Regions from separate parts of the Homo sapiens genome. Here region 1 is linked to region 2. A link is a contact called in ENCODE Hi-C or POLR2A ChIA-PET data. All regions are on one chromosome and are shown on one strand. The core of a region is the stretch at or near the end of the contact, and the rest is flanking DNA. Distances in the headings are between cores, read along the strand shown. Region 1 overlaps AKAP13 (A-kinase anchoring protein 13). Region 2 overlaps AKAP13 (A-kinase anchoring protein 13).

The links. Hi-C counts contacts between places; a loop is a spot of excess contacts on that map. ChIA-PET counts read pairs that join two places held with the same protein, here RNA polymerase II (POLR2A). Pooled maps may share reads with other maps.
Region 1: a map of CD4-positive, alpha-beta T cell shows a loop between it and region 2 (8-fold over the local background). The contact joins two enhancer-like sites. A Hi-C loop is called at or near these places in 12 of 168 maps with a recorded cell type or tissue (CD4-positive, alpha-beta T cell, CD4-positive, alpha-beta memory T cell, CD8-positive, alpha-beta T cell and 7 more), 12 of 37 single-sample maps with no recorded cell type and 26 of 50 pooled maps. POLR2A ChIA-PET finds 5 or more read pairs at or near these places in 22 of 52 experiments (AG04450, CD4-positive, alpha-beta T cell, CD4-positive, alpha-beta memory T cell and 15 more).

The regions. Positions count from the first base shown.
Region 1 is chr15:85,704,990-85,709,731 of GRCh38, reverse strand. It overlaps AKAP13 (A-kinase anchoring protein 13), which reads right to left. Exons shown (of 37, transcript NM_007200.5): 18 at 1,646-1,713. Among named protein-coding and RNA genes, the nearest start is that of LINC02883, 51 kb to the left of the region's middle. RefSeq lists enhancers at 973-1,102, 2,075-2,384. Within about 2 kb of position 2,516, at least 23 of the 41 ENCODE cell types and tissues checked have a DNase peak (open chromatin) inside an H3K27ac peak, as active enhancers do; they include CD4-positive, alpha-beta T cell, CD8-positive, alpha-beta T cell, ascending aorta and 2 more, where a contact is called at or near this core.
Region 2 is chr15:85,666,281-85,671,174 of GRCh38, reverse strand. AKAP13 (A-kinase anchoring protein 13) reads right to left here. Exons shown (of 37, transcript NM_007200.5): 14 at 1,345-1,453. Among named protein-coding and RNA genes, the nearest start is that of LINC02883, 90 kb to the left of the region's middle. RefSeq lists an enhancer at 2,918-3,087. Within about 2 kb of position 2,999, at least 22 of the 41 ENCODE cell types and tissues checked have a DNase peak (open chromatin) inside an H3K27ac peak, as active enhancers do; they include CD4-positive, alpha-beta T cell, CD8-positive, alpha-beta T cell, ascending aorta and 2 more, where a contact is called at or near this core.

The DNA of each region.
Region 1 (4,742 bases), core at 1,267-3,766, 39 kb before region 2:
TGGGTGACACAGTGAGACTCTGTCTCTAAAATAAAATAAAATAAAATAAAATAAAATAAAATAAAATAAAATTCCCCCTTTTAGGTTATATTCTCTTATATGGGAGATGCTATGTCTCTATCATGATCATTCTGTATAAACTAGTACATTCACAACAATTGAGTCTTATCAGAGATCACAAACTCAAATGACTATGGTGCCGGCAGGCAACAAATGACAGAAGCAAGCTGGGGTGGGGTGGGGTGTGGGAAGGCAGTGGCAGCCTGGAACTGGCATATCCTGTCTAAAGGAGGCAGCACCACTCAGCTCCAGCCATCCCTCCCTCCCTGTGAGGTGCTCAGGCGCCACTGATGGAGCCAACTCCTGCCCTCAGCCTGCTTAATGAGTTTGGAGCTTATATTCTAGTGGGGGGAAGATACAGACTATAAAAAACTATATAATAATAAATAAAGATGGGTAAATACAGACTCTAAGAAGGTGATAAGTACTATGGAAAAAAGGAAAAACTGGGAGTGCTGGGTACAGGGAAATATCAGGGAGCCAAGGGTTATAAATCTTCCAGTTTTTTCAGGAGAACTTAAGAATCCAAACTGATATAAAACATGATTTTGAAAGAGCTGCACTAACTCACATTTTAAAAATACTACATGAGCCAAACAAAATATGTGTCCATAGGCTAAAGAAGATCTGGCTATCCTATTCTTTGCCATTTTGACACTAGTTTTAGTGCTTCTCAAAGTAAGGTCCTCGGACTATCAGCATCATCTGGGAACTTACTAGAAATGCAAATTCCTGGACTCTCCCCCAGAATCTGAGACTCTGGGAGTGGGGCTCAGTAAGTTGTCTTTCAATAAGCCCTCGAGTTGATTCTGATGCACATTCCAGGTTGAGGTCATGGCACTAGATAACTGTGTTTGGTGACTGACGAAGCACACAGCTCATTAATCATCTGTGTCGACGAAGTTGGAAAGCACTCCTTTGACAAGGAATGAAGAGACACTTACAGGCGACTAGAACATTGAAAACCTCACAGGCTACCTAAAAGGTATGGCCCTTAACCCACACTTTTTTTTAAGGGCCACTGGGAAAGCATGATTACATAGCATACATGCTCAGGGCAGATACCACCATAAAACAGGCACTTTCTATTCTTACGTCATGTGATCAGAGCCACCTATATTACATACCTGAGGAGAAAAGTGCTACCAGACAGGCTGGGGCTAACCATAACACCCTCCCCACCCCCACCAGCAGGTCAATGCCCCTGACCTCCACCTGCTGCCCTGATAGTCCTGAAGGAGGAAGACAGGTGTATGAACAGCAGGGTAGGCCTGCAGACGTAGTTAAGAAGAAAACCACTTTAAGAGCAATACGGAAATATTAAAATCACGAAGAAATGTATATTGAACGTGAAGAAGTTCTGAAAGCGTTTTCTTTTCTGAAAGTCTAATTCTCCAGTGTTACTCAAGAAGAAGATTGATCGCTTAAGAGAAAAAATATTTTTTAGTTATAATTTGTTCTCAAAGTTGGTACCAAATGATTAAAATAAACAAAATCCACCACAACCTCAACTCTCCCAACTCCCGAGGATTTTGCTGGTTTAAACCCTTTTATTTTAAGCCTTGTTTTAGCCAGAAAGTCTTACCTTCATTTTGACCTTTGCACAGGAGGCTAGACTTTCTCGGCAGCCTTTGTGGACAAAAGCACTGCAATCTGAAAAGAAAGCAAACCCAAGGTCACATGGACAAAGCAAACAGATCCCAGATTCTGAGTTTCCACTGCTGCCACAAGTGGCCTCTGAATTTCAAAGTGAAGTCACTCACATGTGAGAATGTGACTGAAATTACACACTGCAGTCCTCTTCTAGGAAGCAGGTCTGTGATGTTATTTGGAGGAGGAAAAACACGAGCAGATGTGATTTTTTTTTTTTCGGTGTTTGTGTCTTTATTTGGAGACCAGGAGACAGATTACAGCTTAATGAGAGGAACAACGACTCAAGTGATCTGATGGGAAGGGTGAGTTTCCTGGCCCTTAGGAAGCAACAGATGTGATTTCTAATCAACAAAAACTAGTAAGTCTGGAACTTTTCAGACAGGAAGCTGAGAGGCTACCAAAACTAAAAGTGAAAGTGTCTGCCATCAATGTGTAAGTCTAAATTACAAATAAATACATTAATAAAGCCCCTAACAGGGGTTACAAAATTTGTATGACTGTAATAAAGCACAGAATATAAAATCTGAAAAGCTTAACTACGCTGGGCTTTTTGCACCCCATTCTCTGAGACAGGAACCACACATGAAAGGTCACTGGAACCCCCACATGCACCTCTGGGAACTGTGACTTAAGAGAAAATGGAGACTTCTTGAAAGATAAAGCAGAAACCACAATTTGGCAAGGACAGCATTTTATCTCAATTCCTTTACTTTTCACTCCCTTGGCCTACAAGGGCCACTGACGTAAAAACCCAAGCCTCTGTGTCTCAGAAGGCTTACCATCAGCTCTCAGCGCTGCTATAAAGTCACATAACAGAACTGTTCCAGGAAGCCAGAGGTAAAGCAGAAACAAATGAAAGATCGGCCTGTGGGGACACTCGAGGAGACACTCTCATGGGAAGGGCTCACTCAGGAAATCAACCACAGATACCATTCACTAGGCAATGCCTCACAGACTGATTCAGGAAGCATCACAGGTCCTGTCTACATCAACTCACCAGTTAAGGGCCAACATCTCTTTTGGGCCAACATCTCTTTTAGCCCAGACACATGGATTTGTGGGGGACTGGAGTGATGATGGGGAGGGAAGGAAACCAGAAAGGAGACTGCTAGAATCCCAGACCTCAAAGGCCTATTCCATGCCTTTTGTAACACTTCCTTTAACACCCACTTGGTTCACAGGTCTCCTCCTTAATACCACTGGCACAGTGTATTGAGACTCTCTTAGGTTTTTCTCTATCCCCTCTCTGGGGCAGGGACCATTCACCCACTGCTGAATCTTCAAATTAAGACTCTCCAGCATAGTGCCTAGCTCATGCATCCTATTCAAATGCTCCTCTCTCGGCCCTACTATGCCTATTTAAACTAAAATTAGATGAATGCGCTGACACAGCCTTGATTACAGTATGTCAAACATCAATTTAGTAACACAAAAGGACAAACAGCTGTCAAACTAAATTTGACGTAGGTCCTGGCTCTGCATGTATGTATGTACTAGTATGACCCTAGTCCCTTCTTGACAGGCCTCCGTTTCCTCATCTATAAAATTAAAAAGGAGGAATCACATTTTCCCCCAGGTTCCCTCTGCTGTGATTCTATCAGATGGGTAAGTGAGTTTCAGGCTGCTGGACCCACAGCAAGAAGCATAACAAAGTGGTCGAGGCAAACGGCTTTATTTATTTTCTAGTAAGCCAAAACATGTTTCTGCCCATCCTCACGAGCACTATTCTTACTCAGGGTGTATGGTGCACCTCCCCTCCTCTGCCACAGAGATGCCCAGGACTTGCAGCTGGCATGCTCCTTTCTGGTTTCTTCCTCTCCCATTAGTTGATCCATCATATCCTTCCCATGCACAGACTTGAAAGCCCACCCCACTCAAACCCTTTCTCTTCACAAATCCCCACTCAGCTAAAGTCTTTCAAATACATCATCTTTAAGTCCATTTCTCTTTCCCTTCTACAGAAAAAGTATAAAAAGACTATGAAAAGGCAAAGTCAATGATTAGTAGATCTATGTTTTTCAGCGTGCTGAATCCTCAATATATAATGCTGAAGAGAATAAAGCAAATTACAAAAAGAGGTACTGTATGGTAGTATTTATGTAGGTTAAAAACAAAAACAAATTATATGTTGTTTATGTATGAAAATAAATTATAAAACACAGACTACGAATGCACTGAATTCATGACAGTCCTTGTCCTTGGGGAGGAAGGAAGATGCATGGGGCAGGGAAACAAAGGGGAATCTGAACTTAACCATAATGGTTTCTTAAAAAGTGAAACAATCTGAAGCCGTCTGACAGAATGTTACTATGTGTTCATTCTGAATCATGGACACATATGTGATAAATTACCTATGTATAATACTTTGTATTAACATTTTTCAAAATTAAAAAAAATTTTTAATTTTTAAAAAATCATCACACTCTAATGTCGTTCAAAGTTCCTTGGATTTGCTTATAAACATTTCCATATCCTTTTGCATAATCCATTTATCGCATCTTGTGATAACTTAAAGATAAGATTTTATTGTCTTATAATCCAGTTAAAAAAGTATATTTTTTTTCTTTTGTTTTATTGAAAATCTATAATATTTTAGGCACCTAAGGGCAACACAGGAGGTGGCAGATTTGCTGGAGAACCAGCTACTAATTCTGATCTGCAAAAGTGACCAAGAACACTATGGGCAGAATTTGTTTCCAAGTTCTGTTCTTTCTGTTCCTTTCTTCCCAACCAGTTCCAACACCCTACAGAGATTTAAGCAATGATGATTTTTAAGGGAGTGGCACTATCACGTAAAAAGGTTTCAGCAATATTCAAACTCTCAGGCCAGTGTTTGAGTGTCTGAGATGAACATAGAAGCAGAAAAAAATCATTTAAAATGTGCTTCTAGTAAAGAACTTTTCACATAAATTCACTTTTAATTAATTGAAACATGTCCCCAAACCCACAACCCAGCTGGAAGTTTAACACGCTCTATATTATGGTCATGAGTTTTCTCTTAGTGATAGTTTGCATGGACATCTCCTTAA
Region 2 (4,894 bases), core at 1,750-4,249:
ACTCTTAAACTGAATTATATCAGGGAACAATGAGGAAACCCCATAAACACCAGGAGAGTGTGTTTATTTCCTTTGCTTCAGCCTCCGAGACACATGGTCTTTCAGCAAAGAACATAATGTATCACTCACTCCCTCTCTGATGAGAATTTAATCTTTATATCCAGATCCCACACAGCAACTACTCATAAAAAAATCAACATTTAAAAAATAAAAAATGAGGCTTCTCAAAGAACAAGTTGCCTTTTTTGTGACAAACAACACTGATCCAATCCAAGTATGTTTTTGAGCATCACAAGGCCCTGCGCTTATGGATGCCATGACATCTCTACATAACTTCCAACACCAGTTGATCTGAATCCGCATACAGGTCCACTAACCCCTTTCAGATGCAATCCTACTGGCCCTCACTGAACTAAATCTCTGTCTCAGTCTTGCTTTGTCCTTCTTGAGCTTGACATTGTTGAAAAGCTCAGGTCAGTTACTGTGCGAGGTTTCTCCACTGACAAGTTTATGGAAGACAGAGATCAACTGAGGAACTTTTTAGATTAAAGTGGACTAAAGAGATATGACAACTTAATTCAATGTATATTCTTAGATTGAATCTTGGACCCAGAAATAAGTGAGAAAATTTGAAATCTGAATAAGGTGTACATACTAGATAACACAATTTTATCGATATTAATTTCCTGATTTGGATAATTAGACTACTGTAATACAGTACTACCACAGTATATAAGAGTATAAGGTACTCTTATATACTAATGCTAGCACTCAGTAGCCAGAGAAGGCCAGTATATGGTACCCATATACTATGGTAATATAAGACAATATCTTTGTTTTTAGGAAATATACACTAAATTAGAGGTAAAGGAGAGTTATGGATATAACTTATTCTCTCAAGTGTTTCAGAAAAAATCTTTAGGGGAGTGATAAAGAGAGGGAGAGAGGCTGGCGAAACAAGTATTCTAACATTTGAGGACTGGACGTGAAGAATACATGGGAATACTTTGTACTATTTTTGCAATTTTTTCCCCAGTGAATATTATTTGTAACTATTTTTCAAGTCTAAAATTATTTCAAAATAAAAAAATTTTAAAAAGTGTGTCAGATTCATGCCCACAAATACAATAAACTTAATGTATTAGGGATATTTTTAGGTAAAAGGAAGAAGATCTCAAGATAAACTCTATGCCACCTTTTCTGTTTAAGTGCTGAGCCATTCACTCAAAGAAGTAGTAAGCAAATTTTGGCAGGTAATGTTATGGGGCCTTAAAGTGAGAAAAATAATAGGAAGAGTGGTTAAGATTTAATATATTTAATTTTTTTAAAAAGTAGTATACTCACTGTCCAATCCAGGATGGCTGATTGTCATTAATGAGATGGATTTTGTCAATGGAGAGGAAATGGCTGATGTACAGTAATTAAATCCCTGCTGCTTAGATCTGTGACATATCTGTGAAGTAAAAAAGTGAAGAACACGTTGTAAGCATATACTCTCATATTTCTAGATAAGCATAAAACCTTATAATTAGACCCACATAGTAAAATAAGGCAGTGAAGAAGCGGGTGAGAGCACAGGCCTTGTGGTCAGACAGACTTAGGTTAAAGTCTGCTCCTGCTACTTAACAGCTGCTCAGTTTCAGAGAAGTTACTTAGCTTTTCTGAGGCTTAGTTTTCTCATCTGTAAAATGGGGATCATTAGAGTATCCATTCTTTACAGTGGTTCTGTATCCCTCATAGCATCTAACAATGTTTCAAACTTAGTAAGTACTTAATAAATATCTGCTGGATGCATAATCACTTAAAAATAATTTCACTGGAAATATCAAACTACATACAATACTTGTTCTTTGAAAATCTAAATATTTCTTCATACAGATATAGTAGAATATCAGTAATAGTATTCTGATTTTACTTTATTTATTATTATTTTTTTTTAGACAGAGTCTCACTCTGTCACCCAGCTGATGTGCAGAGGCATAATCTTGGTTTACTTACTGCAACCTCTGCCTCCAGGTTCCAACAATTCTCCTGCCTCAGACTCCTGAGTAGCTGGGATTACAGGTGCGCGCCACCACGCGCAGCTAAATTTTGTATTTTTAGTAGAGATGGGGTATCACCATGTTGGTCAGGCAGGTCTCGAACTCCTGACCTTGTGATCCGCCTGCCTCGGCCTCCCAAAGTGTTGGGATTACAGGCGTGAGTCACCGCACCCAGCCTATTTTTATTTTTGAGACAGAGTCTCACTGTGTCGCCCAGGCTGGAGTGCAGTGGCATGATCTCGGCTCATTGCAACCTCTGCCTCCCAGGTTCAAGCGATTCTCCCGCCTCAGCCTCCTGAGTAGCTGGGATTACAGGGGTGCACCACCACGCCCAGCTAATTTTTTGTATTTTTGGTAGAGACAGGGTTTCACCATGTTGGCCAGGCTGGTCTTAAATCCCTGGGCTCAAATGATCCACCCATCTCAGCCTCCCAAAGTGCTGGGATTATAGGTGTGAACCACCAGGCCTGGCCTCTGATTTTAAATAATTGGAAATTGAGATTCAAGTAAAGTGTCTTAAGATCACAAACAAAACAACAGTGTATCTGGAAAGAAGCCTAAATCTCTTCCCTATCCTCTTCTAAGATGATAGTGATTCTACATGAACGTAAAGGTAACTGAAATTTGATAATTTAACTCTCTCAGTAAATTCACAGCAGCTTTGAGACCATGTAATCCAACCACCTGCAGAAGTTCCTGGTACAACATCCCTGAAAGACAGTCATCTAGTGTCCACTAGCACACTTCTGGTGATAAGAGCCCATTCCAATTGTTAACTGACTTTATCATTAATCCTTTCCCTTCACAGAATGAAATCTGCCTCCTTATGACTCACATATTGAAAGGGAAGCAGTGAAAAATCCGTTACTAGCATGAACTTGACTCACTTAGGCCAGACTTCTGATTATTTAGAGCTTGTTTCATGTGTAACCATGGCAGCTGAGGCAAACAGTTGCTATGTTTCAAATACAACTGTGAGGTCTAAAAAATGACCTCAGTGAAAGGCAGAGACTTTTAACAGGAAGTTGGCTACAGGCAACTCGTCTAGATCAGAGTGAAACAAGCAGCTCAAATGCCTACTCTGAGGTTCCATACAAGATAAAAACTATGGGTAAGTAGAGATTCCAGGAAGGCTAAGCATAGCAAGGCACTAAAACAACAACTTTATCTAGAAAGACTGAATCAGAAAGTCCACTTCAGAAAGACAGTCCATTTTAGAAACACATCAGTAGTAGTAACGTCTTACTAAAATGCAGGGTTATCTGTCAAATTCCCGGAAATATCCATCTTAGAAAAGGTATCACATAAATAATATTAAGAAAATTAAATCATTCTTATTTCCTCCTTGAAAACTCACCTACTCCAAAAACCTGGAAAAAAGCAGAGAAATTAATAGCCAGGAACTCTTGAGTTTAATACTGTTCAGCTAATAGCCACTTACACGGCCTTAGGCAAGTCATTTAAATGAGCTGGAGCTAAATCTGAAGGGATATGTCAGTCTTGGCCTATGATTCTGTTTACAAATCCACAATTTTGGTATTTTACCTCATCTTGTAAATGATTTCCAAAGGATTCTATAAATTTGAAATGCAATTTATTTTAAAGATTTTTTCACTGTTTATTTACCCTTAGCAAAGCTGTGCTCAGTAGCCATCCAAGAATTGTTCCTATTTTTTTCTTCCTTTCTCTGTTACCATTAGGCTGAGTAAATCTAAATCACTTGCTTCAACAAGCATATTCTTCATATTCTTATTTTTTCTAACTCCTTCTGAAGTATCAGAACAAGTAGAAAAATTTTTAAAAGGGGCAAAATTCACTCTTCAACTGATTTTCATTATGCCTAAATCTCTTTATTTGTCTGGTCTCACACAAGCATAAGTGTTACAATAATTACTAAGATAATCCTTCAGTGTCAAGTTTATATTTGGTCATGTTAGTGCTTCATAGTAGGATGCAATAAAAATTTAAACTTCTACACAAAGTCCTACTCAGCAAATCAAGGAAGAGGTTGTCAATGTTTTTGTTTAATTAGAAATGTATCATTAGATTCTTGCCTCAAACTCCAGTCATCTATTCAAAAACAGTTTTTTTTTAAATTGTAAGTGTTTCATTTGGAGGAAATAAGATGCATCCCAGAATGCTTTCGTAAATTAATCAGTCTTCTGACCCAAGAGGAAGAGAAAAGACTTGCAGTGAGGTACAATGATATAAAAGCAAATAATTTGAATTCTCAACTCAAAAGCTCCCCAAGGGATTGTCAAAAGTGGTAAGTGATAATGAGGACATCCAGAAGATGAGAACTAAGAAGTCACTTTGATTTGGCTGACATGGAAATCCATGACCTTCAAGACAGGAGTTTCAAGAGACTGGTAGCAGCAGAAATTAAGAGATGATTAGATGGTGATAAAGAGAAGGCAAAGGCCAGGCACAGTGGCTCACACCTGTAATGCCAGCACTTTGGGAGACTGAGGCAGAAGGATCACTTGAACTGGGGAAGTTGAAGCTGCAGTGACCTGTGATGGCACCACTGCACTCCAGTATGGGCGACAGAGTGAGACCCTGTCTCTAAATAAGTAAATAAATAAATAAAATTTTAAAAAGAGAAGGCAGGGAGCATAGATGCTCTCTTAAGAATTCTGGTAGGCATCAGAGTGAACAGGCGACCTACAGAAGGCAGAAAATTTTTGCAATCTACCCCTCTGACAAAGGGCTAATATCCAGAATCTACAAAGAACTTAAAAAAATTTACAAGAAAAAAAAAACTCCATCAAAAAGTGGGTAAAGGATATGAACAGACACTTCTCAAAAGAAGACATTTATGCAGCCAACAGACACATGAAAAAATGCTCATC